Linked DNA regions of Homo sapiens: all the other regions are linked to region 2. Evidence: read pairs that join two places in POLR2A ChIA-PET (ENCODE). Cell type or tissue: MCF 10A. All regions are shown on one strand. Each heading gives the region's core, and the rest is flanking DNA. Links, peaks and the distances in the headings are about the cores only.

Region 1 (7,703 bases), core at 977-5,976, 71 kb after region 2:
CAATAAGGAATAACTTTAAAAGAGAAATACAGAAACATTAGGTTTCCAACCTTGTTCAATTAAACTGCGTCTTATTCATTAAATGGTATCTATTCTATGCATTCAAATATATCAAAATAAAGTATCCTAAGTATTAATAGAACAGATAATGAACAGACTTAACACCCCCCCATAAGCTTTTACTAGTCTTCATCAATAAATCAAGTTAAAAAAAAAAAGTCTAGTAGTTTATCCTTGTCGTTTGCAGATTTCACAGGCCCATTTCATTACATACTCAGGAACCTGTCTTTATAAAGAAAGAAATGTATACATGCTTGACAGCAGAAGCAACAAGTGTGCTATCTGTCATAATGACACCTGATAGTCTGTACACCTGTTACTACTGGTAAACAAACATGAGGTTTCAAAATCTAGATATAATGGCCGAGCGCGGTAGCTCACGCCTATAATCCCAGCACTTTGGGAGGCTGAGGCAGGCGGATAACTTGAGGTCAGGAGTTCAAGACCAGCCTGACCAAACATGGCAAAGTCCCACCTCTACAAAAAATACAAAAATAGCCGGGCATGGTGGCACATGCCTGTAGTCCCAGCTACACAAGAGGCTGAGGCAGGAGAATCGCTTGAACCCGGGAGGCAGAGGTTGCAGTGAGCCAAGACCGCGTCACTGCACTCCAGCCTGGGTGACAGAGCAAAACTCTTTCTTAAAAAAAAAAAAAAAATCCAGATATAAACTATCTGAACTCTTCCCTCCTACAAAGGCCATTCTTAAATGTGCCAACAGAATACTTGTTATCTACCCTAAAAGTCTGACATTGCCAATGAAACCAAGACTTTTTATTAATAAAAAATACTACTTAGCACTGACATTATACAAATGGGTCAGGTTAAACTTCTGGAAAATTTAACAAGTTGATATAAAAATCCCCCCAAAAAGCGCTTAGCATTTAAATCAAGGTGGCTTACAATTAGCAGTTTAAGTGAGCTAACTAAAAACAAAAACTAGTGTTTAGAACAAAATAACGTTTAGTGTTATCATGTCTATATGGTACTCAGGGAATAAGGTATTCATTTATAATGTAGCTAATTGTTGTATGTAATTCAAGTTTACACTCCAGAACTTAAGCCTTTTATAAGTAAATAACTATTTTTATGAAAAAGAAATCCAAAACATATTCATATTTACCTACCATATGAAAAGAAATAATCTTTACTTAAAATTTTGGCTTTTGTCATAAAATCACCTATTATGCTATATTTTAATAAAAGTTAATCTACAAATATTAAGCTAGGCAGGTCTATGTGCCCTTACACTATATAGCCCTAGTCTGTTGTTCTCTAGTTACTCCTAAATTTTGTAGTTCTTCTCTCCATTAGACTACTGGGTCCCTTTTGCCAGTTTATAATTTGTGATGTGCTGGGAAACTTGATCACCTAACCTGCAGATTTCATGTCAATAAATAAAGCAAGTTACTGATTTAGGTTATAAAGATCTGACCAGTACCTCTCCTAGGAGCATGAGTAACATCTATTTCAGCCAAGCATTATAACCTATTCTCAATTATACTTTGGACAGTAAAGACACTGACAGTTGAGCTTCAGTCACCATGTCAACGAGATACTGATTTTTACTTAGTCTACTATAAAAGAATGAAGATTAAATTATTAGTAAATGTTAACTGGATGATGAAGACTCTCAAAGTAAAAAGATTAAACTCCCTTCCTAAGCAATCAAGTCATTACAGGAAAATTTGTGTTGTAAAACACTAAGAAATAAAGCTTATACTTTAAGTTTCTCTTGATATGAAAACCAGATCAGTACACAAATATTAAAATGAGCAAAATACATTTGTTAAGCAAAACAAAAGTGATGATTAAGTTCTGCAGATTCATAGTGAAAAGAAAACATGGGGAAAATAAACACAAAAGGACATTCAGCTTCATGGTATTTAAAAAATATCTCTAAGAAATATGTAGACATTGAATGAAGAGTGATTAGTACATAGAATTTCCTCCAGTTCACATTTTCTAGGATTGCTTCCTTTGGTACTTTAAAATGAAGGACAAAAGGGAAGAGCTCTGACATGAGTATGTCTAACAGTTTCATTCATGTCTAAATCTACATTCAATAGCTTCATTTGTGACTCAATAACCAGACACTTTCTCACAACCAAAAGACTGCTTTATAAAAATTCAGTGTTCGCTGGAGAGTTCTTTCCTCCCACAACGCTAAAGGAGGAAACCTTATTTATCAAGTAAACTACAAATATGTAAACACGATCTTCTTAAACATCTCAATCTAAAAACAAAAATCTAAAGAGCAAATAATTTGAAATGTTCTCCTCTTATAAAAACTGAAAATACATCAGGAAAAAAATGTTAGTACTGAACAAAGATAGCCTATTCTCAGTAAACAACTGAAAGGAAAACTACTTGAAATTAAAAAAGGAAATAAAACTATTGGTGGTTCATTACCTTCGGGTACCTATCAAGCTTCTTTAGTAGCTCTCTCTGTATGCTTTGCTGTTTAAAACTAATAAATATAAACATATAATGGAAATGTTTACATGAAACCACATGATGCCAAAGATACAACCAAAAAGCTGTAAATATGTAAAGGCAGAACCAAATGAGGAAAAGTCAGTATCAAATAAGCGTAAGATAATGCATTTTTACTATAGGCTTTTATGTGCAAAGACACAGGCACTTCCTTCAGTGAATCAAGCTCCTTTTCTGTGGATTTTTACTAACTACATGTTATGAGTAAAATCTGCGCCCATTTTAAACAATGCAGCCTATTCTTCAAAGGCACAGGGAACTGAGTTGATAAATAGGGGATAATTTGACCAGGTGCAGTGGCTCATGCCTATAACGCCAGCATTTTGGGAGGCCAAGGCAGGTGGATCACTTGAGGTCAGGAGTTCAAGACCAGTCTGGCCAACATGGTAAAACCCCATCTCCACTAAAAATACAAAAATTAGCCGGGCATGGTGGCGCATACCTGTAATCCCAGCTATTCGGGAGGCTGAGACAGAATTGCTTGAACCTGGGAGGTGGAAGTTGCAGTGGGCCAAGATCGCACCACTGCACTCTACACTCCTGCCTGGGCAACAGAGTGAAACCCCGTCTCAAAACAAAACAAAAAAACCCCCCAAAAAAAACAAAAAATAAAACCAAAAACCAAAAAAAGTAGGGGGATAATTCCATAATTCCATTCAATAGAGGCACATTTTCTTCAAAATCACTGTGGCTAATCTTAGTGTTTAGTACTTGCAGCATTTTTTTTTTTTTCCTAACCAGGGGTCATAATTTCCCTTGCCCTTCTAAAACATTCACAAGGTCACTTTACTAAAAACCTAGCTAACCTGTATGTACAAAATCTAAACAATGTAATACAACTTTCTTTGTAAATTATTAAATGATGCTACGAAATGTAAGCAAAATATGTGAATGGGTAAGTAAAAATGAGGCACTATAAAACTAGTTTTATTCTTATAATATGCCTAATGATCCACCATCTACTGTCTTCCCCCCACCCCTTATCTAACTAGTCACAATACTTGGTACTTCTTTGCCTGAATAAAAATAACTCTGAATTTCTGAAACCTTTTTTAATAGCTGGAGGTGGTTCCTGGAATAAAGCTGGGCAGTATGGAAAAGGGTTAAATGATTATCCAGATGATACATGTGGATAATTTAAGGTATTACAAAGCATGTTTTTTGTTTTTTGATTATTCATGCCAATACTTCCTCTTCACTGTATACTAAACTGAATGATTAAGATTCATTTGCTCAGGAGCATGAACATTTATGAACTTAAATTTTGTGATAAAAAAGCTATTTAACTTCAACAAAAGTGTAACAAAATATGAAGAGTTCTACTTACAAATTTAGAAAATTAGTAGGGTGTTTATCCAGCCTGCCAAAAACTAAATTTAATATATTTCAATGTATTACTAATGGTAATCTACCATATAACTTGATAAGTGCTTAAGCTATGTTATTGTTATATTGTTAAGAATGCAGTATCTTCTAGTTCCAGAGCCTATAATGCTCTGTAAATATCCATTTGCTAGAAGTTGAGAATACAGACTGAGGAAATAAGTTCTAGAAACACTAGATCTGAAATCTGATCTACACTTACCTGAAGTTCCTTAGGGAAGGGGAAGAGAGGTGAGGTAGAATATATTCATTATACAGCACTAATGAACTGAATTTAAATATATTTCGTGCATTAAGTTGTGTAACTCCAAATAAATTTTTAAAAACTAACGATCTATCTCAAGTTTACTATTAGGTAAACAATTTCAGTACTAGACCAACATCATTTCCTCATATGTATGTTAGAGAGCTAAACATAATATCCTATTTTCATTTAGCTTTTTTCTAAACTTTATAAGTTTTAAGCAAAAGCCACAAAGAAATATCTTAGTAATGTTATGTTTGCCAAGTATGTCTGAATAATGCCAACGTAAGAGGTGCTTGAGCAAGATCTACATTCTCCAGAATTAAAACAAAACAAAAATCATCAAAATAAAACAATAAAAAAGAAAAGCACATGAATTTGGGATTGAGGTTGGAATAGGAGACAGTTTCAGACCTGGTTTAATCCTGAGAAAGATGGGTCCTGAGAAGTACTAACAGTCATGCTTCTTTTCCTCTTCCCCACTGGAGATTCTAAACACTAAACAGACAATAGAGGGTGGCAGTGCATCAAACAGTATTGCTTACATTGCAACAATGGCCGGCGCAGACAGGCAACACCGAGGCATTAGAGAAAGAACAGGGTAGCCAAATGCCATCCTTCTTCCACCAAGCACTGTAGCTTCTCAGTTTTCCAAATAAGAATCACATGCTCAAGAACATTTGAATTCTGGAAATTACTCAGGTTTTTAATGCCACTATTTTGTGTCACTGCCTGAAACAGGGATAGCAATGGTGACATTTGGCTCTTTTATATTTTTAATCAAAAATGGGGAATTTAGATCTGCAATCTTTGGTACCACAATCTGCCCTTCCCCCCCAAAAAAATATTGTACGGGGGAAAAAAATCTTCAGTAAGGAAGAGGTAGAAGGCATTTAGTCACCTTAAAATTTATTTTCGTAAGCATGCAGGGCTGATTACTGGAAGAGATGAGCAAATTCACTAAGATTGGAGTGGCCACTCCTAAATATCAAATTCAGAACAATTTTCCAAATAAGAAATTTAACTTTAAAAATTGTCCTCAAAAGCCCCCCAAAACCTTTTTTTCCCCATGAATAGAAAACTACTGGAACAAGCTGACCAAAGAATCCAGTCTCATACAACTGGCATTTTTCAAACTACAATACAGAAAACACTAAAAATCAACTACATAAACAAAACACTAATCTAAAATGTTCAAGAGCAACATTTAGCATTTGAATCTTAGTTGAGTAAAACACTTTGCTTCTTCCCCATGGCCTCTCTAAAACAGTGTTAAGCAGCAAGCAGCTCCACAAAATTATTTTTAATATCTCAAGGAGAAAAGGAGACCTAAACCTCCTAAAAAGGTTTTCACCACTAGATAACTTACACTTCCTTAAGACAACTATGCGATTAACAAGCTATTCTTAAGGGGGTTGTGGGGGAGGGGGGGAAGGCAAAGTGATATCTAGGTCATCATTTAAATTTAAGGCAAAAACCACGTACTGCAATGTCAACGATGCAGAATAGGAATCACATGGTGATAATGGGTTTTTAGGGGGTAAGAAAACAGGAAGGAGAGGGCTGGGAAATGGCCAAGAAGATTGGAGTCAAATGGACAAAACTGCCCCAAAACTTAAGAACAGTAATTTTTTTTTCAATTGAATTACCAGGCTTTACAGTAATAAAAACCTGGATACTTCAGAGAAAAGCTATAAAATATTTTTTAATGCAACTTGGGAATGACAAGATAAGTTATGTGTATATTTAAACACCTTTCATTATTTAAAGCTCAACAAAAAAATTTAATTTCCTAAAACCTAATCAGACCAACATCAGTATCTCACATTGACAAATAACACCAATTCTAATGGTAATGTCTCCCAGTTGGCATTCATACAGGCAAACAAAGGTAAACATTTATAGCTAGACCTAAAAACACCAAACATTTCCTAATAGTTTAGTAAAACAAATGGGCATCTTCCTTCCAAAAACAAAACAAAAAAGCCACAAAAAAACAAAAAAAGCCCCCAAGTTGTCCTGAAGTTGAGAATTTCTATCAGATAGATCATCAGATCACAACATGCTTAGTGCATTGCCAATGCTGCCTGTCTGCCCGAGCTCAACATAGTATCGATAAAGAAAGCAATTCACTCAGTAAGACTAATCATTACAGAAAAAAAGTCAACACAATTAGTTTCTAACTGCAATCATGCGCCACTAGCTAAAACCCAATCACCCCATAAGTTGAACCACTCTCAGAGACCCCAAATGAACACTAGTTTTGTTGTATGAATGTTCATTTCACTTGTCTACATTTTCCTTTAAAGGGAGAGGGAGGGGTGGAGAACTCACCCAATTTGGCACCCAAGTAAAAAACTGTCAACTACTTTTGAAGCAGGCCCAAAAGTTACCCTTTTAAATACACAAATTCAAGGACTGAAGAATTCTCATTATCAACCATGCTCAGTCAGCAAATGTTAACACCATGGTGACAGATAAGTCAGTGTTCCCACACTGGCACAAGCACATATATTATAAAAACCCACACTTCAGAGCCAAAGGTTAAAATCTGGTTTTAAGCATTCAGGAAGAAAAGAATATGGGGGTTTTTGCTATTTTTGTGAATGAAAAATAGATACAACTGTTCAACAGTTAAATAACTTAGACAACTACAGTTCATTATACAGCCCTTAGAATTTTATATTTCCATATAGGTAACTAACCTCGGTTGGGTAAGTTGAAGATAATTTATTTCAAGTTACTAAGTTAATGGAGTTAGCTGATTATCCTCATAGCACAATCTTTTAAAGCAACTGTCAACAGCAAATTCAACTTACTATGGCTTTTTAAAAGATTGAAAAGTTTACCAAAGCAATTCTTGTCGAAACTTTACTCTTTGTTCTTTCATGCAAAGAGCATTTGACTAACCTTATTACAGTGACGCCCAATACCCATTAGGAAGTTATCTGGTTTAATGTCTCTGTGTATAAAATTCTTTGTATGCACATATTCAATTCTACTGATCATCTGGAAAAAAAAGAAGGGAGAGATAATTGAGTTAAGTAGTAAATGAAAATCAACACATTTCTTAAGTATTTCAGTATCTCAATTATTTAGAGTTCACAAAGACAGCGCTAAAGAAAATGAAATGGAAAGGACAACTAAGTTCTCCATTTATTTCTAGGTTAATGGATATCTAAGCATATACCTGCTGTGTCCTTTGGCTTTACCTTCTAGTATTAATAATTAAAACCATGGCAGGGTCTAACCCCATAGGAAGACTTGGTGTTTGTGATTTTCAAATAATAAAAGGAATACCTGTATAATAGTTTCAGTTGCTACAATAAAGGAAATAAAATAAAAACTTTCCACACTCAATCCTAGGCCTTCTAAAGTAACCTGTTAAAATGGCCTTGTATTACCCAGACCTAATTCCATGTTATAAGATATACATATGCACACAAACAGATACACATATACTTGGGAGTGGAGGATGTTGACAGATTGGCAGATTAAGCTATAAGTAGTTGTTATAATT
Region 2 (7,703 bases), core at 954-5,953:
ACCAGCTGAGGGAGGCTGGGTTCCAGCCCCTCGCTGCCCAGCCTGACCCAGTTGCCCCAACAGGAGGGCCTCCAATTTCTCCTGGGGCAGCCCAGTCACCTGGGAAATTCTGCTCATAGCAAGCAGGAAAAGGCCAGGACTCACGCCCCAATGACGCCACAGCTGGGCAAGCCCTGGGGACCCAGAGGGCCTGGTTCCAGTCCCGCCTGTGGAACAAACTCAAAGTTGCCTTCTCTGGGGCTCAGTTTCCCCTCTGATTACCACCTCAACCAATCCGTGTGTTCATTTTCCCTTTGTGGGGGCATCTACCAAGTGTCAGACCTGCAATAAGCATCAAGCATCAGTGAACCCCTATCCTTAGCCTTGGGAAGCACCCAGCCTGGCTCGTCTGCAGCCCTGTGCCCACGCACAAAACTAGAAGCTGCTCTGCAGGGCCAGTGGGCTTGGCTTCCCTCTGCATCCGCAAGGCGGCAGGTGCCCAGAAGAGGGCAGCAGAGAGCGCGTCTCCAGCCTCCCAGGCTGAATCCCAGTGAAAGGGAGCCTGTGACCTTGGCAGTCGTGGAAGGCCAAGGCCAAGGCCTGGGGATTTTTCAGCCTCACTGTTGTCAGGACAAAGTTTCAGAGGTACCTCTGGCACATTAGCATTCTCTTTGTCCTGGACCCCTGGGCGGCCGACACCCCCGCACTCTCCAGTCCCAGAGCATCCGGCCCTGACACCCTGGCCTGTGCACTGCCCCCCAGGAAGAGTTGTCCTGGGGCTGCTTTCAACCAGCTGTGGCCAGCTCTGGGGAATGGAAGGAGGGTACTGAGGACTGAGGAAGGCTGGGGAGGAGAAGCCCCATCAGCCACGGCAAGTCCCCGCCACCAGGGGCATGGGCTGGTCCTAGGAGCAGTGGGCACCCTGCAGCGCCTTCCACTAGGTAGTGAACGATACCAGTACGTTTTCTAAAGATCACCGTGGTGCCATGAGGAGGACAGACTAGCACTCACATTCAGACACACGCTCATGTTCTCATTCTCACACATGCACACTCTCATGCACACTCATGCTAACACGTTTCACACAAATCACCCCAAACTCACACACTCAGATACACTCACACTCACATGCTAACACAGACATATACACATTCATGCTCACAGTCATACCCTTTCACACCAACACACTCATACAAACCAGAGCTCACCCATTTCCACACAGCTTGCACACTCGCGAACACTCGCCCACACTTATGTATACACACAACACTCACACACTCATACTCTCATACACTAACACACATTCATTTTTCACACAGCTCTTACAAGTGTTCGTGTACACACACTTACATATGTTCACACAGTCACACACACACCCCTCCATATGCTCGCACACACACACACACACTCATGCACTCACACTCGAGGCCTTCCTGGAGTGGGTCGGGTGCAGTCCGAGGGGGCACTGTCAGCTCCGCTGCCTCCTGCCGGGGTTCCAGGGATAATCCCAGCTCTCAGGCATCTGATGTGCCTCCCACCCACTTCTGAAAAGGATTTCAGATGGTTTAGAAAGGCAAAGCCCAATTGAAGCAGGATAATGAAAAAGAAAAACAGAGGAGGGTAGAGACGTTAAAATCTTAACCCCGGTTTCTCCTGGCCCAGGGCCTTCTAAGCCCAGAAGTACTCAGTGGTCTGTGATTTCAGAGCCCCTGCCCCAGGCCACCTTTTCCTGGCCTCTGTCAACGGCACTTCAGCCCTTGTGGGCCTCTCTACTTGTCCCAAGGCGGGCTGTGAGAGGGCTTCTCCCCTGCCACCATGCCCACCACTGCTTGGGGGGTTAGGGCACCAGTCTCTGGTCTCCCTTCAGCTGCCTGAAAGGGGGCTGGGCTGAAGGCAGTTCAAATGACTGCCTCACAAATGGTGTTCCCCGACATCGGTCAGGCTGCCAAGCAAACATCTTGGCTCTACCTCTGTCTTTCCTCGAGATGAACTCCCAGCAACCCAGGACCCTCCAGTGCTGAAGCAGAGTTCCTTGTCTCATTGTTCCAGAGTCCTAGTCTTGATGCTCTACCCATCTGACCCTCAGTCCCAACACAGCCCAGCACAGTTTCTCAGTGAGGGCCTTATTCAGATAAGACACCCAGGGAGTGATGATATGGTTTGGATCTGTGTCCCCACCCAAATCTAACCCCCAGTGTCAGAGGTGGGGCCTGGTGGGAGGTGATTGGATCATGCACGGAGATTTCTCATGCAAGGTTTAGCACTATCCCCCTTGGTGCTGTTCTCATGAGAGTAAGTGAGTTCTCACGAGATTGGGTTGTTCAAGAGTATGCAGCACCTCCCCTCTCTCTCTTGCTCCTGTTCCTGCCATGTAAGACGTGCTGGCTTCCCCTTCCCCTTCTGCCATGATTGTAAGTTTCCTGAGGCCTCCCCAGAAGCTGAACAGATGCCAGCATCATGCTTCCTGTACAGCCTGCAGAACCGTGAGCCAATTAAACCTCTTTTTCTTTATAAATTACCCAGTCTCAGGTATTTCTTTACAGCTCTGCAAGAACCAACTAATACAGTGACACATCCTGATATTCCAAAATTGCTCAAGTGGGTGTTTCAGTCAGCTAATGCAGTAACATTTGGTTTGCCGCAACACAAACCAACCCAAAATCTAATGGCTTAAAATAGCTTTTTTTTTTTTTTTTTTGAGACAGGGTCTTGCTCTGTCACCCACGCTGGAGTGCAGTGGCACAATCACAGTTCACTGCAGCCTCAGCCTCCTGGGTTCAAGTAATCCTCCCACCTCAGACTCCCAAGTAGCTGGGATCATAGGCATGCACCACCATACCTGGCTTATTTACTTTTTGTAGAGAAAGGTCTCACTATGTTGCCTAGTCTGGCTTCAAACTCCTGGGCTCGAGCAATCCTCCCACCTCAGCCTCCCGATGTGCTGGAATTACTTGGCCTAAAATATCAATTTATTATTTCTCATGATTTCCACGTGTTAAGAATAACGCTCAAAATCCTAAGGAAATTGTACACTCGAACAAAGGATTCTCAGCAAAGCAATTTTACTTCTGCGCAGGGGAGTGCCTTCTCGGCTAGTTGCCTTGAGATCACACTTGAACAAAGGTCACGAGAGCTTTTATTCTTGACGCAAGTCCTGCCTTTGTACCCTTTCCCCATTGGCCAGGGTCGGGTCTTACAATCTAAACTAATCTTGGTTGGCTAAACGTTGGTTTTTTTTTTTTTTTTAGATAGGGTGGGCACGTAAAAGAAAGTAAAAAAGAAGGGGAAGGGGTGTCTGTAATGAGCTAGAAAGTTAGTCCCCTTTCCAAATAAGGAAAGGAATGTGAGCTGGAACGGATAACGCCTGGTACTGAGGTGTGCCTGAGCATCTAAAAAAGGCAACAGGGAAAAAGGGGAAGAAGGAGGAGAAGGAGTGGGGGGATACTATGAATTAAAGAATAAAAGATTGAGCAGATTATTTCAAGGGAAACCTCATCATATCCCACACACGGGTTGGCTGAGCTCACCTGGGCCATTCTTCTGCTATGCATGGTGTTGGCTGGGGTTGCAATGTTCGAGATAACTTCCCTCACATGTCATGCCTTCACTATGGTGGCTGAAACATCGGTGTCTGCCCAGGCCTCAACTCTCCCGTGGCCTCATAATCTTTCCCACAGGGTAGCTGGACTTGTTTACATGGCAGCTCAGAGCTCTAAGGGAGTAAAAGCACAAGGCTCTAGGTCTCGTAAGGCCTCAGCCTGGAACTAGCACACCATCACATAAGCCACACTCTACTGGTCAAAGCAGGTCATAAAACAAGCTATGAGTCATGATTTAAGGGGAGGGGGAATGGACTTCACCTCCCACTGGGAGACAGCACACACGCACAGGGTTGAATCGTTGGCAACCATTTCACAGACACTCTGCCACGGTGTCCAAGCTCATTAGACTCCCAACATGTTGTCTATAGAAGAAGCAGAACAGCAGATATATCATCGGGCTGAGATGACTCAGCCCTTTTTTTATTTTTTGTTTTTTTTTTTGGAGACAGAGTCTTGCTCTGTTACCCAGGCTGGAATGCAGTGGCAGGATCTCAGCTCACTGCAGCCTCCAGGTTCAAACAATTCTCATGCCTCAGCCTCCTGAGTAGCTGGGATTACCGGCAAGTGACACCATGTCCAGCTAATTTTTGTATTTTTAGTTAGAGAAGGAGTTTCACCATGTTGGCCAGACTGGTCTTGAACTCCTGGCCTCAAGCAATCTACTGGCCTTGGCCTCCGAAAGTGCTAGGATTACAGGTGTGAGCTACTGCGCCCGGCCAGACTTAGCATTCTTAATCACAAAATTCTTATTTCCATTTCCTGGCAGAATTATGTTTTAGTTAATGTATTATTGGGGATAATTTCATTTGTATGTGATGGAAACTCAGTTTAAACCAGCTTATGCAAAAAAGAACATTGACTCATATACTATGAAATTCAGAAGTAGGCTGGGTGCGGTGGCTCATGCCTGTAATCCCAGCACTTTGGGAGGCTGAGGTGGGTGGATCACCTGAGGTCGGGAGTTTGAGACCAGCCTGACGAACATGGAGAAACCCTGTCCCTATTAAAAATAAAAAATTAGCCGGGTGTGGTGGCACGCACCTGTAATCCCAGCCACTAGGGAGGCTGAGGCAGGAGAATCACTTGAACCCGGGAGGCAGATGTTGCAGTGAGCTGAGATGGAGCCATTGCACTCCAGCCTGGGCAACAAGAGTGAAACTCCATCTCAACAAAAAAAAAAAAAAAGAAAGAAATTCAGGGGTATAACAGCTTCAGGCATGGCTGGTTCCAGGGGCCCAGTAATGTCACTGGTAATGTGTCACACTCTCCATTCTCTGCTCTGCTGTCCTGTGTATTGATTTTATTCCCTCATTCCCAGGAAAACTCTTTCTATAAGGTGCAAAAATAGCCACCAGCAACTCCAGATTTACATCTTATCAGCTTAGCACCCACACTGGAAAAGATGTGTTTCCCCTCACCCCTCCCCACCGCCCCACCACTTAAGTTAGCAAAAGTCCCAGGGCTGTCTCTTAATGGCCCAAACTGAACCATGAACAAATCCAGATTCATCACCATGACTCCAATTAGACAGGCCTGAGCATTGTGCTCACCCCCTGGAGGAGAAGAGTGGATGGAATCAGCCCCATCGGAACCACATGGACTGAAAGCTGAGGTGGGGAGGGGATGGGTTGCACAGAAGAAAAGCAGGTGATGTTACCAAAAGGAGGTGAAAGGCATAATGCTAAGAAACAAACACAACAGAGGGCCACTGCACTATCTGATGTGTCGGCAGACTAAGAAAGTCATATGAGCTCAGCTGGAGATAAGCGTTTTCCTGATTCTGAATTCCAGAATGAATCCCTTCACAGAAGCAGTTAAATCCAGGGCCCTTCCTGACACAGTGAACAATAGCTTCACCTCCATTTTTGTACAAATTTGGAAACATCCTTCAAGTACCCATTTCACAACTTGCCCAGCTTTGAAAGCCAAGGACAGAACACCTTTTGCCCCAAGGGAAGGCAATTTTTCAGGTTGCTCAGCTCACATGTTCCCAGGGACAGACTTCCAAACACTGGGAAGATGCTTAGTCAGCAAGAAGAATGGAGAGGCTGCCCTTCTCTAATATCCGGCATCTCTCTGAGCTCTCCTACCCTCCCTCACCTGTCTCACCATTCCATGTCACTCAGATCCCTGCTTTGGGCCAACGGCAAGTGTTCAGACCTTGGCTATAGTGATAGAGAATTGAGAACAACAAACGCATGGACTTGACTTTTAGAATGGAAAGAGATCAAGAATATCATCTAGGGAAGAGACTGCTGATTGTCCCTCAACATCCGTTCTCCCCTTCCACAAAGATGGACTTGGTAGCTGCGACCACGGCCACCCAGAATGAAGACAACATTTCCCGTCCTCCTTTGCCACTGGCCATGGCCATGTGACTAAGTCTAGCCAATGAGATGAGAGCATCGACACCCCTGGCAGCTTCTGAGAATCTTCCTTTTCCTTTTCCACCTTTGCCCCTTCATCCTTCTGTCACTGTCCCTTCTTTCATCTTGCTCCCTGGAATGTGGATATGCTGGCCACCATTTTGGACCATGAGGATGAAGGCCACACGATAGGGAATGTGATTTGAAAGACAGGAGCCATGAGCCCCCTCCCACTCCCTTACCCCTGCAATCAGGCAGAGAAGAGCTGCCACACCAGCCCGGATCACTCATCCTCAGACTTTCATGGGAGAAAGACGTAAGTAAGAAAGAAAAGTATCCATGTTATATAAGCCATTACTGTTTTGGGCTTCTGTTTCCTGCAGTCAAATCTAATCCTAATTGATGACACATTATTTCTTCTCATTTTCCCATAGCCTTCACCCTCCCATCCCCCACCCCCAATACACACATCTTCCACCCAACGCTTGAATCCTCTCCAAACCACTGTATTAATAGAAAGAGTAACTGTACAGTTCACACAGCTAGAGTGACAGGGTGCTTGCTACCTCTCAGGTCACTTTGTCTTTGGAATAGATTTGCCAGAAAAGTGTTAGAAAATTCTGCCTCATATTCATTCATTCACTCTGCATACGAACCCAGTTCTCTCCCTCAGGAGGGCCACCCAGTCTTTCAGACAGTGCTCTGGGCTCCCAGAGCTTCTCTTCCCAGTTTCCTCAGCCTTTCCTATGGGACTTGTCTCCTTTTGGGACATCCTTCACTCTAGTCCCTAAAGCCACATGGGGAAAAATGCCTCATGTTTGCCTCTCCCTGGCACAGGGCTGGGGCTGCAGGTTTGCAGGGAGTTTTTGATTCCATGATGCAATATGTTATATATCAGTGCAGCTCCAAGACAGTTTGGGTATGTGATAAGAATTCCTCACATTTGCACAGCAGCTTACACACTTGGAAGCATTCTCCCACAATTCCATTTTCTGCTTGTAATATAGACTCATGGAAAATAATAATAATAGCAGTAATAATAATATTAATAATGTCACCTTAACAGAAGTGTAAAGGAATGCATAAAACGTAACATGAAAGTACAAATTAAAAAATAGGAGCAAAAGAATAAAAAAACAAAGATCTTAAATCAAGCTCCAGAGACCAGAAAAAATGCACAAGCAAAGGGAAGCGGGTTATAAAATATAAGCAGACTAATAGAAATCACACCTGCACACAGCGTAACTAGACACTTCGCTGCCATTTTAGTGCTTCTTCTTCCTGAGGCCCTGAAGCAAGCAGGGGGCGCTACATGATTAAAGCCTCAGGATACTATCACTGATTTACAGATGGTGAAAATGACACTGGGGAGGTTAAGGGCCCTTTCTCAGGTCCCCCAGGCTGTAAATGTTGGAACCACTTCCTTGACCCCCATGCTCTCCACTCAGTCTTTGCCCCTCATTCCACTGGACGAACTGGCCTTCAGCCTGGAGCACTCTCCCCCACCCCTTTCTTGACACTGGTACCGTCTCTCCTCCACATCTCAACCCAGATGTCACCTCCCCGGCCAGCCCTTCCCTGACCCCAATCTAGAGCAGGCTCTTCCCTCTCTCATAACTGGTTCATCACGAGTCTACTCTGGAACATGCACCCAGTTTACCATGAAGTATTTGTTCAACATGGCCCCTCTCGCTGAGGACCGGACTGCACTGTCTCATTTGCTGCTGTGTCTGCAGCACCTGGAATGGAGCCTGGC
Region 3 (7,703 bases), core at 1,173-6,172, 120 kb before region 2:
CTGCTGGTCTTCACTTCCTGACTCCAAAAGGATATGATAAAACCTACCTTCTTGGATAACTGCAAGAATTAAATAATACTTTATGTAAAAAAGTTTAGGCGGGGTCTGGGTGCCGTGGCTCATGCCTATAATCCCAGTACTTTGGGAGGCTGAGGTGGGTGGATCACTTGAGGCCAGGAGCTCAAGTCCAGCCTGGCCAACATGGTGAAACCTCGTCTCTACTTAAAAACTACAAAAATTAGCCAGGCACAGTGGCATGTGCCTATGGTCCTAGCTACTCGAGAGGCTGAGGCAGGAGGATCGCTTGAACCAAGGAGGTGGAAGTGAGCCAAGATTATGCCACTGAACTCCAGCCTGGGCAACAGAGCGAGACTCTGTCTCAAAAAAAAAAAAAAAAAAAAAAAAACAACGTTTAGGCTGGGCGCAGTGGCTCACACCTATAATCCTAGCACTTATAGGAAGCTGAGGTGGGTGGATCACTTAAGCCCAGGAGTTTGAGACCAGCCTGGCCAACATGGCAAAACCCTGTCTCTACAAAAATTAGCTGGGCATGGTGATGCACATCTGTTGTCCCAACTACTCGGGAGGCTGAGGTGGGAGGATCACTTGAGTCCAGGAGGTTGAGGCTGCAGTCAGCCATCATCACACCGCTGCACTCAAAAAAAGAAATTAGGACAGTGCCTAGACATTGGAAGGTCCTATACAGAGAAGTAGATAGTACTGTTGTTGACAACATCATTATTATATTACATTATTATCATATTTAACTCATGGTTTCCTAAGCTTTCACTGGATTTTTAGTATTCTTAATATTCTTCATGCACAAATGTATAGTTAATCTATTAAGTTATGTCACTTCTATCACTGGCTCATCTCATCCAGGACTTTTCTTCTTGAGGGAAGACTGTTTTCTTTTTGAGGCAATTCAGAAAATCAGGATACTTCCAAATGTTCTAAAGACAAAAGTATCGATGATAAATCAAATATAGCCACCCACAGTCTTTTGAGACTTTCTAATTTTCCTCTCAGCAGGTGCTGCAGTTTAGGGTTGCCTTCTGCTGCCCCCCAGCAGAAAGGTATGAGGTTCAAATGATATACTGCTAGCAAAAGTGCTTTATGATTTTTGAGTGCTATGCAAGTCTAAAAATGTAAGACCAAGATCTCAGAGCAAGAAGACTCCATACTGAGCAAAGACCGCAATACACCCTGCATTGATGAGTCTGCGCCTGCCTGAACTTGACTGTCTTCCTCCATCTCCCACCAGGACGAGGAGCCCGAGCGCCCCACAGGGGCCCAGGTGAAGCGTCACGCCTCCTCCTGCAGTGAGAAGTCCCATCGTGTGGACCCGCAGGTCAAAGTCAAACGCCACGCCTCCAGTGAGTTGTGTGTGGGCCTCCCCTGCTGACTAGGGAGGAAGGAAAGGAAGCAGTCTATAGGAGGGATCTCAAAATCAGTTTCCCTGGTGGGTAAATAAATGAGCAAAGTGAGATGCAAGAAAATACTCTACCGTAAGAAAAATCACAGAGCAAGCACAATGATAAAGGGCAGCTAGCATGTGGCCTCAGAGGGAAAATGACAGGGAGTTGGGGGGTGGGGAGGTACTGTAGGAAACCGGTACCCAGTTTTCTCAGGTCCCAACTATAGGGGAGGCTGCTGCTCAGCTCCAGCAGATGATCCCTATGCAGCAGTACCAGGCCCCTAACACCAGATTTGCCAATTACTTAAAAGAGGCCAGAAATCTAGAATTTAGGTGAAGTCTACTTATTTTTTAATATCAGCAACTATTTTTTTTTAATTTAGCACCAAATGAGGCCAAATAGAGAGAGAGAGATTGATGACAAGCTGTATCTGTTTCAGAGGCTAACAATTTGTGATTTCTGAACTGGGGTAGTAAGTGGAGAACTGAACCTATCCAAATACCCTGGAGCCAGCTCCCATGAAAGCCACAGCTCACCTTGGTGTCCCACCCTAGCTCTGCCTAGCACCCCCCAGGAGCTCAGTGAATTGCCTGATTACCACACTGCACAATAATGACTAAGTACACCAGGCAACTCTGTTGTAAATTCTCTTTTACTTCCAACAGTAATCTGTGCTTCTGTGTGATTTATCTTTATGAACAAGCCAGCTTCCTGTGGGACAGCATGTTCCAAAAGTTTTTTCTTTGTTCCTTTACATTTCTTCCCCCTGCATCTCAACAGAGTCAAGTTCTGTTCTGTGCTTTTTGAAAATCTACTTTTATTTTTTAATACCTATTTTTAAAAAATACTTTTCTGTATTATAGCTCCATTTCATTTGTATAGATCATCCCTTCTGAGGGTCAGGAAATCTGTATTCCATTCCTCATTCCTCCCTTGACTACTGAATTACTGTGTACCTCTGGGAAAAGTCCTTTCCCCTCTCTGGGCCTGAGTTTCCTCTCTGAACAATCAGAAGGTTGTTGTGTAACTTTGCACTCTACTCTCAGAGGCACTGGAAATGCAGGGCCTTGTGAAATGCCCATTTTAAAATGGAAATCTAAACTGAAAAAAGCATGTAAGATTAAAGAAATCACCGAATGTCAACGACAACAACAAAAAACTAACAAACACACACAAAAAAGCAGACCCTTTCTTCAAATCAAATCTTATATGAAAGCCCAGTTTATAAAAGAAAAATAAAAGTGGAGCTACTCTGGTTGAGGCCCACTTGGCCTCCACTTTTCCTGTTAGCCATCACTGTGGGGTCATAAGCTTCCTTGAAGGGCAGTGGGAAACCACAGTGGAAAACTACTGATGAATTCCAACAAGGTTGTTTTTTAGATGAAGAAACTGAAGAAAATAAAAGGGAAGATATCTTAGTCCATTTCTCCTGCTATAACAAAATCCCATAAGCTGGGGAACTTATAAATAACAGAAATTTATTTCTCATTGTTCTGGAGGCTGGGAAGTCTGAGATCAAGGTGGCAGCCAATTTGGTGTCTGGTGAGGGCCTGTTTCCTGGTGATGACCATCTTTTTGCTCCCTGGGGTCTCTTTCCTAAGGGCACTAATCCTACCCATGAGGGCTCCACCCTCGTGACCTAATCACCTACCAAAGGCCCCACCTCCAAGTGCCATCTCGAAGGGGATTAGGTTTCAACATATGAATTTTGGGGGATGTAAACATCTAGTCTATAGCCAAAGGATTTTGCCCACGATCATGTATTAATTGCCTATTGCTACATAAGAAATTACCCAAAATTTAGCTCCTCTAAACAATAAGCAGGAACATGTGTTATGTCACACGGTTTCTGTGGGTCAAGAATCTCCAAATGGCTTGGATAGATAGTTCTGGCTTGGGGTCTCTCATGAGATCTCAAGACGTTGGCCGGTCATCTGAAGTCACCTAAAGGCTTGACAGGCTGAAGGATCCACTTCTAAGATGGCTCACTGCATGCCTGGCAAGTTTGTGCTGGTTGTTGGAAGGAGGCCTCAGTTCTTTGCCATGGGGATTTCTTCATAGAGTTGCTTATCCTTGTGATGTGACAGCTGGCTTCCCCCAGAGCAAGCAACCCAAGAAGGAACAGCAAGGCTGATGCTGCAAGGTCTTTTATGACCTATGGTTAGAAGTTACACTCTGTCATTCTCCAATATCCTAATGGTTACACAGGTCAGCACTGTTTAGTGTGGGAGGGGACTATAAAAGGGCATGAATATCAGGAAGCAAGAATCATGGAGGCCAAGTAGATGATTGCTGAGAAAAATGGTGGCGTGAGAAGCTGCATGGACCCACTCCCTAGCAAAACAGCAGTAGCTGGTGAAATTTATTAAAACAAACAATTACTTAAAGTCTGGAAATTTTCCTAAGGGCAAATGAAGAAACATTTACTCTAGAAAATTTGCTAAATCTTAGTAAGAACAGTGAGAGTTTGTGGCATTTGAGCCACAACCTACCCCTTTATTCCCCAACTCAGTTTGAAAGAATCTTCACTCCAGGCATGTCTGGACAAGAAAACAGGGCTCCTTCTTCCCCCAGCTGCCAGTCAAGGGCTACAGTATCTCCCCAGGAAGGGCAGGCTGCCAGTATTTTTTGTCATACCCAGCTCCATGCTGTAGAGGCTAAATTCTAGGTGATTGCAGCCAAGAGGTAGGAAGCTCCCTTCCTCTACCCAGATGATAGAGCAAAGGCTTTGCCCCAGGTAGGGTAAGCCAAGAATACTGGGGCCCTGATTGCCCTCATCCTAGCTCACTTGTAAGGCAGAGGTTCCATGCTGGGAGAGGCAAGCAGAGTAGACCAGAGGTTACTGCCCCCACCCAGCACCCTGCTCATAACAGGAATGTCACTCCAAGAGAAACAGGCTCTTAATTTGTTTTGTGCTGCTATAACAGAATAACAGAGACTGAGTAATTTATAATGAACAGAAATTATTAGCTCCTAGTCTGGAGGCTGGAAAATCCAAGATCAAGGTGTTGACATCTAGCAAGGGCCTTCTTGCTGCATCATCACATGGCAGAAAATGGAAGGGCAAAGAGGCAAAAGGGGGTTGAATTTGCTCTCTTTTAATGGCATTAATCCCATCCATGAAGGCAAAGCCCTCATGGCCTAAATCACCTCTCAAAGTCCCATCTTTTCATACTGTTACAATTGCAGTTAAATTTCATTATGAGTTTTGGAGGGTACGAACATTCAAACCACAGCACAGGCCATTGTTCCCACCCCTGGATCCAGAGCAGTGACTCAGAGATTTTGCCGAGTGGGGAAAGGCAGGCCATAAGAACAGAGAACTCCAAAGCTCTTCCTCGAAAGAACTGACTTTAGTTGGAACAGAGTGTGGGAAAGTGTAAACCAAAGGGTGCTCTCAAAAACAATGGAGATTTGGTGGTTATGAGAACAATAAACTAAACCACAGGCTAGTTTATCAGAGAGAACCACAGAAAGAGACAGCTAAAATTGCCCTCAGCCGGGCGTGATGGCTCACCCTTGTCATCCCAACACTTTGGGAGGCTGAGGCAGGTGGATCACTTGAGGCCAGGAGTTCAAGACAAGCCTAGCCAACATGGCAAAAGCCTGTCTTTACTAAAAATACAAAAATTAGCCAGGCATGGTGGCGGGCACCTGTAATCCCAGCTACTCGGGAGGCTGAGGCACAAGAATCGCTTGAACCCAAGAGGCAGAGGTTGCAGTGAGCCCTGATGGTGCCACTGCACTCCAGCCTGGGCGACAGAGTGAGACCCTGTCGCCAAAAATAAAAAAAAAAAAAAAAAGAAAGAAAAATATATATATATTTAAAAAGAAATTTTTTAAAATAAAAAGAGCCCTCCTAGGGTTAGAACAAATCTCAAAGATGGGCCTCCAGAACTATCCTGTAAAGGGGCTGAATTTAATTGGATCAGGCTGTGGAGTAATTGATGCATTGTCAAAATCAATAGAGCAAACACCTGACAATTAGTAGAGCTGGGTGTAATAGCAACAGAGGCCGACTGCTTAACAGGAGATTAGGAAAAGAGTCAGAAATCCCTGCTAATACGCTGTCACCCCAGAGTGACTGTACACATGCCAAGGCTATGGCCTCTGAGGAGCAACATCAGTGGCTTCATACTTCAAGAGGAAGTAGACTACAATAAAATAGTTCAGACAAGTCACTAAACAAATAAGAAAATAACAACCCAACAACCCGGTTGGGGGGATGCATATCAAAAGATACTACAATATATTCTCGAAAATGACCAGTTTTCAACAAAAATTTATGACACACATGAAGAAGCAGGAAAATGTGACCCATACAGAAGGAAAAAAATCAAGCAACAGAAACTGCCTGAGAGAGGGCCCAAATGTAGAATTTAACAAAGATTTCAAAGCAGCCATTATAAATATATTTAAAGAACTTAAGGAAACCATGCTTAAAGAAATAAAGGAACAGAAGATGACAGTGTATTAACAGATAGTCTGTATTATTGATAGCCTATATTATTGGTAGTCTCTATCAATATATTATTGATAATAGCTCATTCCTCCTGCTATAACAAACTTCCATAAGCTGGGTAACTTATAAACAACAGAAATGTATTTCTCATTGTTCTAGAGAAATTGGCTTCATACTGCAGGAGGAAATAGACTATACTGAGTACTACACTACACTAGACTGTACACTACAGTATACGTATATGGAACTACACTACAGTTATATGGAATATAGCTATATGCTTACTATATTATACTATACTATATAGTATAGTCATATGGAATATATTATTGATAATATATTGATGGGGCCTCCAATAGAAAGATAGAAATTATAAAAAGAAGAACCAAATAAAAATCATGAGGCTGAAAAGTACAATAACTGAAACGAAAAACTCACTCAATGGGCACAACAGTAAATTTGGCCTGGTAGAAGAATCAGTGAACTTGATGACAGAAAAATAGAGATTATGCAAACCAAGAACAAAGAGAAAAAAAGAATGAAGAAAAATGACAGAGCCTCAGAGGATTGTGGAACACCATTAAGTGCACAAACATATGTGTAGAGGGAGTACTAGAAGGAGAAGAGAGAGAGAGACAGACAGATGAGCATAAAAAATATTCAAATAATGGCTGAAACTTGCCAAATTTATTGAAAAACATTAATCTATACATCCACGAAGCTCAGTGAAATCCAAGTAAGATAAAGGCAAGGAGATCTACAAAAGAGACATCATGGTAAAAATGCTAATACCAAAGACAAGGAAAAAATCTTGAAGGCAGAAGAGAAAATCAGGTCATCATGTATAAGAGAACCCCAGTAACATTAACAGCTGACTTCTCATCAGTAACAATGAAAGCCAGAAGGCCCTCCATGCTGTATTTATGATCAGGCTTGAACTGCAGGTAGTTGTGTCAGGAACAGATTTTTGCATGGGTCACTGGGTGACCACTGCAATCCCTGCAGCAGCTGGCTAGACAAGACCCCCAATTATCCATAAACTGCAGGAATTATTCTGCACCGACTTATATAAAGCTGTGTGCGCCTCTGTATAGCGCACAAAAAAAAAAGTAAAACTTTCCCTAAGAGGTTGAACTATGGCCTTGGCCCAGCTAGAGCAGTATTGCACAGCATGGACCCTGGAGTCAGAGAGACATGGAGACATGGGTTTAACCTCGGCTCTGCCACCATTAGCAGTGGGACCTAACCTCTGTGTGCCTCAGTTTCCTCAACAATAAAAGAAAATTAATTACAGTAAGTTTTGTGGGCTGGGCGCAGTGGCTCACTCCTGTAATCCCAGCACTTTGGGAGGCTGAGGCAGGCTGATCACTTGAGGTCAGGAGTTCGAGAACAGCCTGACCAACATGGCGAAACCCCATCTCTACTAAAAATACAAAAATTAGCCAGGCATGGTGGCGGGCACCTGTAGTCCCAGCTACTCTACTCGGGAGGCTGAGGCAGGAGAATCGCTTGAACCCCAGAGGTGGAGGTTGCAGTGAGCTGAGATCACGCCACTGCACTTCAGCCTGGGTGACAGAGCGAGACTCTGTCTCAAAATAAATAAAAAAAATAAGTTTCATGATGACTAAGTGGAAATGCAAGTGAATGGCTCAGCATATAGTTCCTTGTGTGTAGTAAATAATAAATAATTTTTGCCATAATTATTTGTTTTTATTGTCCATCATAGTGTTGAACCTGCAGTAGAACACCAGGTTCCTCGCTCCCCCAACCCCTTCCCCAGTAATAAAATGGACAATGCCTGACTGTAGTCCAAAGTCTAGAAT
Region 4 (7,703 bases), core at 1,414-6,413, 100 kb after region 2:
CAGCTAATTTTTGTATTTTTAGTAGAGACAGGATTTCACCATGTTGGCCAGGCTGGTGTCAAACTCCTGATTTCAAGTGATCCGCCCGCCTTGGCCTCCCAAAGTGCTGGGATTACAGGTGTGGCATGAGCTACCACACCCGGCCAGTCAACCAAAATTTTAAGAGCCATCTGAGATTGAAATTAGAAACAAAAACAGTAACACAATAAAGCATCATTTTACCTGTGTGCATACACTGAACACCAAGTTAAATGATGAAAGTTATGAAGACACTCATTCTTGACAGCAAAAATCCCTGGTGAACAGTGACAGATCATGAGAAAACCAAGACTTAATGATATTTTAGGTACAGCTTAAATATACTTTAAAACAAAATGATCTAGCCAGGTGCGGTGGCTCACGCCTGTAATCCCAGCACTTTGGGAGGCCGAGGCAGGTGGATCACTTGAGGTCAGGAGTTCGAGACCAGCCTGACCAATATGGTGAAACCTCATCTCTACTAAAAAAAATTAGCCAGGCATGGTGGTATATGCCTGTAGTCCTAGCTACTCAGGAGGCTGAGGCAGGAGAATCACTTGAACCTGGGAAGTGGAGGTTGCAGTGAGTCAAGATCACGCCATTGCATCCCAGCCTGGGCAACAGAGAAAGACTGCATCTCAAAAAAAAAAAAAAAAAAAAAAAAAGATCTAGGTCCAGAAATGACTAAAGCCAAGGATCCTTGATCCCTGGGCCACTGACCGGTATCCAGTATAGAAGCGAAGTGAAGCTTCATCTGTATTTACAGCCACTCCCCAAAGCTGGCATTACCGCCTGAGCTCAGCCTCCTGTCAGATCAACAGAATTAGATTCTCATAGGAACGCAAACCCTGCTGTGAACTGCACATCAGAGGGATCTAGGTTGTGCATTCCTTATGAGAATCTAATGCCTGACGATCTGTTACTGTCTCCCATGACCCCCAGATGGAAGCAGGTAGTTGCAGGAAAGCAAGCCCAGGGCTCCCATTGATTCTACATCAAGGTGAGTTGTATAATTATTTCATTATATGTTACAATGTAATAATAATAGAAATAAAGTGCACAATAAATGTAATGCACTTGAATCATCTCAAAATCATTCCCACCCCCACCCCACCCCCTACTTGCTCCAGTCTGTGGAAAAACTGTCTTCCACGAAACCTGTCCCTGGTGCCAAAAAGGCTGGGGACCACTGACTAAAGCCAAGGAATAACCCACATACTTTACATGGGTTCAAGCATTTACTCCGAAATGAGATACAAATTTATATATATATATATATATATATATATATATATATATATATATATATGTATATATATATATATATATATATATATATATGTATATATATATATATATATATTTTTTTTTTTTTTTTTTTTTGAGACAGAGGCTCGCTCTGTCACCCAGGCTGGAGTGCAGTGGCATGATCTCAGCTCACTGCAACCTCTGCCTCCCGGGCTCAAGCAATTCTCCTGACTCAGCCTCCCAAGTAGCTGGGACTACAGGCACACACCACCATGCTTGGCTAATTTTTGTATTTCAGTAGAGATGGGGTTTCACCATGTTGGCCAGCCTGGTTTCGAACTCCTGACCTCAGGTGATCCGCCCGTCTTGGCCTCCCAAAGTGCTGGGATTACAGGTGTGAACCACTGCGCCTGGCCACAAATTAATAATTTCCAGCAAGTTTTTATCCTGCAATCCACAGATTCAAAAGGGAGAATAAGAACACCCTGAATCGTAAGCATCTAATTAAATACAAATAGGTTACTTATATTTATGTAAGAGCTCTTCAGCTTGTCTATGAGGCAAAATGCCAACAAGTGAAGAAGTACAGGATGGCTCTCCAGTATCAAATGAAACGATGTGGAGTGTGTGAGAGGGCATGATTTGACCTTGACATAAGGGTGATAATGATTCTCAGAAGAACTGGAAGTTAGGACACTCCAGTAACTCCCCTGAGATTCAACAGTCTAATTTGTATTAGTAGGAATAGGGCTATATACATCTCTAACATTTTGTCCAGCTTAAAATGCTACCTAGCATTATTACATTATCTCATAAGCCAGTATAAAGCAGCTCTAGTATACCATGAATTCAGTTTCCCTTCAAGTTAAAAAGCACATTTCTCGTGATCTGTGACGTACGTTTTTCTGGTTTTTTTTTTTTAGTCCAAGCTAAGCATGGACACTGTAATATATCTTAATGAAGACATATCCAATGCAGCGTCATCTTTATTCTCTGATAACAGCCATTATGTTATTCACAGGATATATGCTCAGTGCCAAAGATAAGATTAAGCTGCTTTTAAAAGTGAAGAGTAAGGATTAACTAGTGCTTTATAAATACGTTCTAAAACATTTGACCTTCAGACACAGAGGGCAAAAATAGTGATTAAAACACACTAGGCAGCTGGGAGAGGTGGTATTCATCTGCAGTCCTAGCTACTCAGGAGGCTAAGAGGCAGGAGGATCATTTGAGTCCAGGAGTTTGAGGCTGTAGTGTGCTATTATCATACTTCTGAATAGCCACTGCACTCCGCCCGGGTGACAGAGCAAGAACCTGCCGCTAAAAATAAAAATAATAAAAGATGAAAGAAAAATAGGAAAAACAAGAAAGGAAGGCAAGTAGTAGACACAATATCAAACTGCTGGAATGCTTTTTTTCTAGCTACTATCCTTTGAAAATAGGTCTTAAAATTCCAGGACTAAAAGTCCTTAGGATCAATGAGGCCAGTGACACTTTTAAGTAGGGAACCCTTGTTCAAACAAAACCCTACCCAAAAGCTCAGTATGCAAAGGCAAATGGAAATGAGTATTTAGCTGGCAAAAGAAGGGTAGGCAGCCCTAAATCTTTCTATTCAGCACTCTCCTTCCCATTAGAACAATCCTTTTTTTATGTTCTAAATGAGGAAACAGATGGGCTTACACACATTAAGGAACTGACTGACTGTAGATGACCCAGTCAATATCACATGGCAGATCTACAGCTCAAACCTCCAAAACCTATCTAGATAAAGAATTTTTCGGTATGTCATAGTTGTTTCTTGGGTCATTGCACGGTGGCTGATGCCTATAATCCCAGCGCTTTGGGAGGCTGAGGCAGGAGAAGTACTTGAGCTCAGGAATGCAAGACCAGTCTGGGCAATATAGCAAGAGCCCATCTATATAAAAAAAATTTAAAAAAATTTTTAAATTGTTCCTTTGGAGAACTTAATTCAATTTAGAATGGAACACACAAAAAAAGGTTTTAACAGAAACTCAATACAGCTGACCCTTGAACAAAAGGGGCTTGAAATGCACAGGTCCACTTGTACACAGGTTTTTTTCTGCCTCTGCTACCCAAACAAGATCAACCCCTCTTCTTCCTCCTCAGCCCAAAGTGAGGATGATGAGGGTAAAGAGCTTTATATATATATATATATATATATATATAGTTATTGACCAATCATGTTATTGGTGAAGCTTCCAGTGAACAGTAGGCTAGTAGTAGTTAAGCTTTTGGGGAGTCAAGTTATACTTGGGGCCAGGTGCAGTGGTCCATGCCTGTAATCCCAGCACTTTGGCGGGCCGAGGTGGGTGGATCATCTGAGGTCAGGAGTTTGAGACTAGCCTGGCCATCACTGTGAAACCCCGTCTCTACTAAAAATACAAAAATTAGCTGGGTGTGGCGGCGCGCCTGTAATCCCATGAACCTGGGAGGCAGAGGTTGCAGTGAGCCAAGATCACACCATTGCACTCCAGCCTGGGTGACAGAGCAAGACTCCATCTCAAAAAAAAAAAAAAAGTTACACTTGGATTCCTGACTGTGGGGCACAGTGGGAGTGGGCTGGGGTTCAGTGCCCCTAACCCCAGCACTGTTCAAGGGTCAACTGTAATTTTAAGTGAGCTCTCACATATTAATTGACAAGGTCCAAGAATTTTCTTTCTTTTTTTTTCCCCTGCCTCAGGTTTATTTGTACTAATAGCACAGGAGGACCCCAGCCCCATAAAGACGGCAGCCCAGGGGGGTTGCATCAGTCCTTCTGTCCTCACGTTGGCAGACAGAGATACCTACTCCGAAGCCTTTGTAGGGGCCTGAGAGCCTTTGGGAGGAGCCTGAGCTGGAACTGAAGCTGGAGCTGCAGCCTGGGCCTTGGTTGATCCTTGGCCTTTGGCCCACACAGTCTGAGCCCCTTGGCAATGCGGACACAAGCACACTTCCCAAGCTTGGGGTGGACAATGTAGGCAAGTCAATCGAGTTCGCAGCTGACACCCTTTGGGATCTTGGGCTTAACCTCCTTGGGCTTTACGAGGGCCCTGCTAGCCTCAGCAAGTGCACTCATTGCCTTGGCATTGTTGGCCTGCATCTTCTTTAGGCCCTTCTTGTGCTTCTTGGCAAAGTGCATGTTCCTCAGGAACCTGGAGCCCACCATTTCTGTGCCATTTTCAGGACTGGTTGTGTGTGGTGTGGTTCGTGGACTTGGCCATGTCTGTACCTTAAGCCGCGGCTCTCCAAGTGCCTAGAACCGGAAGCTTCATTTCTTAAAATATCAAGAAAATGGATGCCATTCTCTTATCCTTGCTTTTTTTTTTTTGATACGGAGCCTCATTCTGTCGCCCAGGCTGGAGTGCAGTGGCACGATCTTGGCTCACTGCAACCTCCGCCTCCCATGTTCAAGCAATTCTCCTGCCTCAGCCTCCTGAGTAGCTGGCACTACAGGCGCACGCCACCACACCAGGCTAATTTTTTTTTTTTTTGTATTTTAGTAGAGACAGGGTTTCACCTGTCTCTACTACCCAGGCTGGTCTCCAACTCCTGGGCTCAGGCAATCTGCCCACCTCGGCCTCCCAAAGTGCTGGGATTACAGGCGTGAGCCATGGCGCCCGGCTTATCCTTGCTCTTTACTCAGGATGCTATGCTTCTTAACAATAGGTCTCTCAAATTACACAGGAAGGACCTGATTCAGCAGGTCATCTACGCAGGCCAGGTAATTTTCAGTCTCTGTTGTAAGATATACCAAAGTATCTTAAAGAAAATCCTGGCTGGGTGCGGTGGCTCATGCCTGTAATCCAAGCACTTTGAGAGGCCGAGGCGAGCAGATCACGAGGTCAAGAGATGGAGACCATCCTGGCCAAAATGGTAAAGCCCCATCTCTATTAAAAATACAAAAATTAGCTGGGCGTGGCAGCACGTGCCTGTAGTCCCAGCTACTCAGGAGGCTAAGGCAGGAGAATTGCTTGAACCCAGGAGGTGGAGGCTGCAGTGAGCCAAGACTGTACCACTGCACTCCAGCCTGGTAACAGAGTGAGACTCCATGTCAAAAAAAAAAAAAGCAAATCCTATAGGGAATTTTGTAACAGAAAACATAGGGAAGGGATTGAACAAATTTGTATATGAAGGATAAAGGCAGCAAAATCTAAATTTTTTAAATTAGTGACAATACTTCTAAAACAATAGATAACACATAACTTTTATCTAGCTAACACTAAATAGTCAACTTAATTCAATACTTTCCGAGTAAATATTTATTAAGTATGTACCATGTATAGGTGATACAGAAATAGTGGGGAACAAACTGAGGGGGATGGGAAGATGCTGCTACCCAAATAAAGAATGTTTACATAAATCTTTATCCTTTTTGCTTCAGTGGAAACAGTTTTTTTTTTACATTTCACTTTAAAACCAATGAACCACTTTTGTTTCCATGTACCTGACCCTACCACTCCTAAAGCAAATTTACCCTTTCCACACTCTCATCCAATTACTGTGTTCTCCTTTAGAGACTACACCCAGAAGCCACACTCTATTCTTGGATGCCTTACCAAACCAGTTCACCAAGCTTTCTTCCTTAGAGCCAGATCCTGAAATCCCATCTCTCAGGAAGCCTTAACTTGAAAGTCAGGTTAATCTGTTTAGCCTCACCCACAGACAGCTTATAACTACCATAACTCTCTCTGCACTCACCACCTTATAATAGGCACCTATTACTATAATTCTGCTCAGAAGTTAATTTATTCATGTGCTTATTCAGTACATTACTCATTGCCCTTATGGGTCTGTATCAGGTCTTAAATAAAAGCTACCAGATAAAAGGACATGTACTGTACTTGGGTTTAGCACTGAAAAATGACAATGCTTAATGCTTTTTGAAACTGATTTCAAATACATTAAATTTAACCTGATTTGTGAAATTTATAAAATCTCCCAACATAGATGAATCTCAAAAACATTATGTTAAGTGAAAAGTGCCAGACACAAATGACCTCATATCGTATGATTCCATTTATATGAAATTCTAGGAAAAACTATAGTAATGGAAAGCAAATCAGGGGTGAGGGGCCTTATTTTCCCACATAGTAGGTTTTTTTTTTAAAGGCAAGAATGATTTAAAAACTTCAAATCTATATCATCTCAGATTTAATCTTCACCTCATAAGATAAATTTGCAACTTTCTTCCAAATGATTTACTTGCTCATTTACAACCAATAGCACATTTTATCACTCAATTCTCCATTAAAACTGTAAATCAGCATTGGAACTTTGTTTTTTTTTTTGTTGTGTTTTTTTGTGTTTTTTTGAGATGGCGTCTCGCTCTGTCACCAGGCTGGAGTGCAGTGGCGCCATCTCAGCTTACTGCAACCTCCGACTCCCGGGTTCAAGCTATTCTCCTGCTTCAGCCTCCCGAGTAGCTGGGATTACAGGCACGTGCCACCATGCTCAGCTAATTTTTGTATTTTTAGTAGAGACGAGGTTTCACCACGTTGGCCAGGCTGGTGTTGAACTCCTGACTTAAAGTAACCTGCCTGCCTTGGCCTCCCAAAGTGCTTGGATTACAGGCGTGAGCCACCACGCCTGGCTGGAACTCTTTTTAAGGACAGTTTTATTTGAGTTGTTTCCATGTAAAGACTATGCAACCCAGTCCTTAATTCAAGACATGAAAAATACAAACTGGAATAGAAAAAGGGGCTAACAGGCTGGGCCCGGTGGCTCACGCCTATAATCCCAGCACTTTGGGAGGCTGAGGCAGGTGGATCACCTGAGGTCAGGAGGTGGAGACCAGCCTGGCCAACACGGCAAAACCTCAGCTCTACTAAAAATACAAAAATTAGCCAGGCGTAGTAGTGCAGCTCTGCAATTCCAGCTACTTGGGAGGCTGAGGCAGGAGGATCACTTGAACCTGGGAGGCGGAGGCTGCAGTTAGCCAAGGTTGCGCCACTGCACTCTAGCCTGGGCAACAGAGTAAGGCTCCGTTTCAAAAGAAAAAAAAGCCGGGCACAGTGGCTCATGCCTGTAATCCCAGCACTTTGGGAGGCCGAGGCAGGCAGATCACCTGAGGTCAGGAGTTCGAGCCCAGCCTGGCCAACGTGGTGAAACTAAAATACAAAAATTAGCTAGGCGTGGTGGCGGGCGCCTGTAATCCCAGCTACTCAGGAGGCTGAGGCACGAGAATCACTTGAACCCGGGAGGCAGAGGTTGCAGTGAGCCAAGATCGTGCCATTCATTGCACTCCAGCCTGGACCACAAGAGCGAAAACTCCGTCTTAAAGAAGAGGCTCCAGTAAACAGTAAGTACCATTCTTACCTATTCTGAATAATTTTGCAAATGTTATTTTAGATTATTGCTGGAAAATAGCTGGGCTTTAAACTATATTTTAGTCTCCATTCCATGAAGAGGATCTTTAATCCCAAAAGTTAAAACATTAA

The links. Peaks named below come from ENCODE experiments on the same cell type or tissue, not always from the same donor. Only the 100,000 strongest peaks of a DNase experiment are listed, where the experiment ranks them.
Region 1: POLR2A ChIA-PET joins it to region 2 with 13 read pairs; 12 of 35 experiments call an interaction of 5 or more read pairs at or near these places.
Region 3: POLR2A ChIA-PET joins it to region 2 with 10 read pairs; 5 of 35 experiments call an interaction of 5 or more read pairs at or near these places.
Region 4: POLR2A ChIA-PET joins it to region 2 with 12 read pairs; 26 of 35 experiments call an interaction of 5 or more read pairs at or near these places.

The regions. Positions count from the first base shown.
Region 1 is chr5:149,513,197-149,520,899 of GRCh38, forward strand. It overlaps CSNK1A1 (casein kinase 1 alpha 1), which reads right to left. Exons shown (of 10, transcript NM_001892.6): 4 at 7,094-7,192; 5 at 1-13. Among named protein-coding and RNA genes, the nearest start is that of CSNK1A1, 34 kb to the right of the region's middle. RefSeq lists an enhancer at 393-562 and a cis regulatory region at 478. In MCF 10A, for the core only: no CTCF peak of the experiment used is centred there; no DNase peak of the experiment used is centred there.
Region 2 is chr5:149,442,223-149,449,925 of GRCh38, forward strand. No RefSeq gene overlaps it. Among named protein-coding and RNA genes, the nearest start is that of MIR145, 15 kb to the left of the region's middle. RefSeq lists enhancers at 1-607, 3,149-3,913, 3,624-3,918. In MCF 10A, for the core only: no CTCF peak of the experiment used is centred there; DNase peaks (open chromatin) are centred at 3,839 and 5,529.
Region 3 is chr5:149,321,342-149,329,044 of GRCh38, forward strand. AFAP1L1 (actin filament associated protein 1 like 1) reads left to right here. Exons shown (of 19, transcript NM_152406.4): 15 at 1,265-1,376. LOC124901103 (a long non-coding RNA gene) reads right to left here. Exons shown (of 2, transcript XR_007058989.1): 2 at 2,880-3,573. Among named protein-coding and RNA genes, the nearest start is that of GRPEL2, 20 kb to the right of the region's middle. RefSeq lists enhancers at 773-1,299, 1,300-1,825. In MCF 10A, for the core only: no CTCF peak of the experiment used is centred there; a DNase peak (open chromatin) is centred at 4,010.
Region 4 is chr5:149,541,313-149,549,015 of GRCh38, forward strand. The region is part of intron 2 of CSNK1A1 (casein kinase 1 alpha 1); the gene reads right to left. It also overlaps the pseudogene RPL29P14. Among named protein-coding and RNA genes, the nearest start is that of CSNK1A1, 6.3 kb to the right of the region's middle. RefSeq lists enhancers at 3,581-4,490, 6,720-7,255. In MCF 10A, for the core only: no CTCF peak of the experiment used is centred there; no DNase peak of the experiment used is centred there.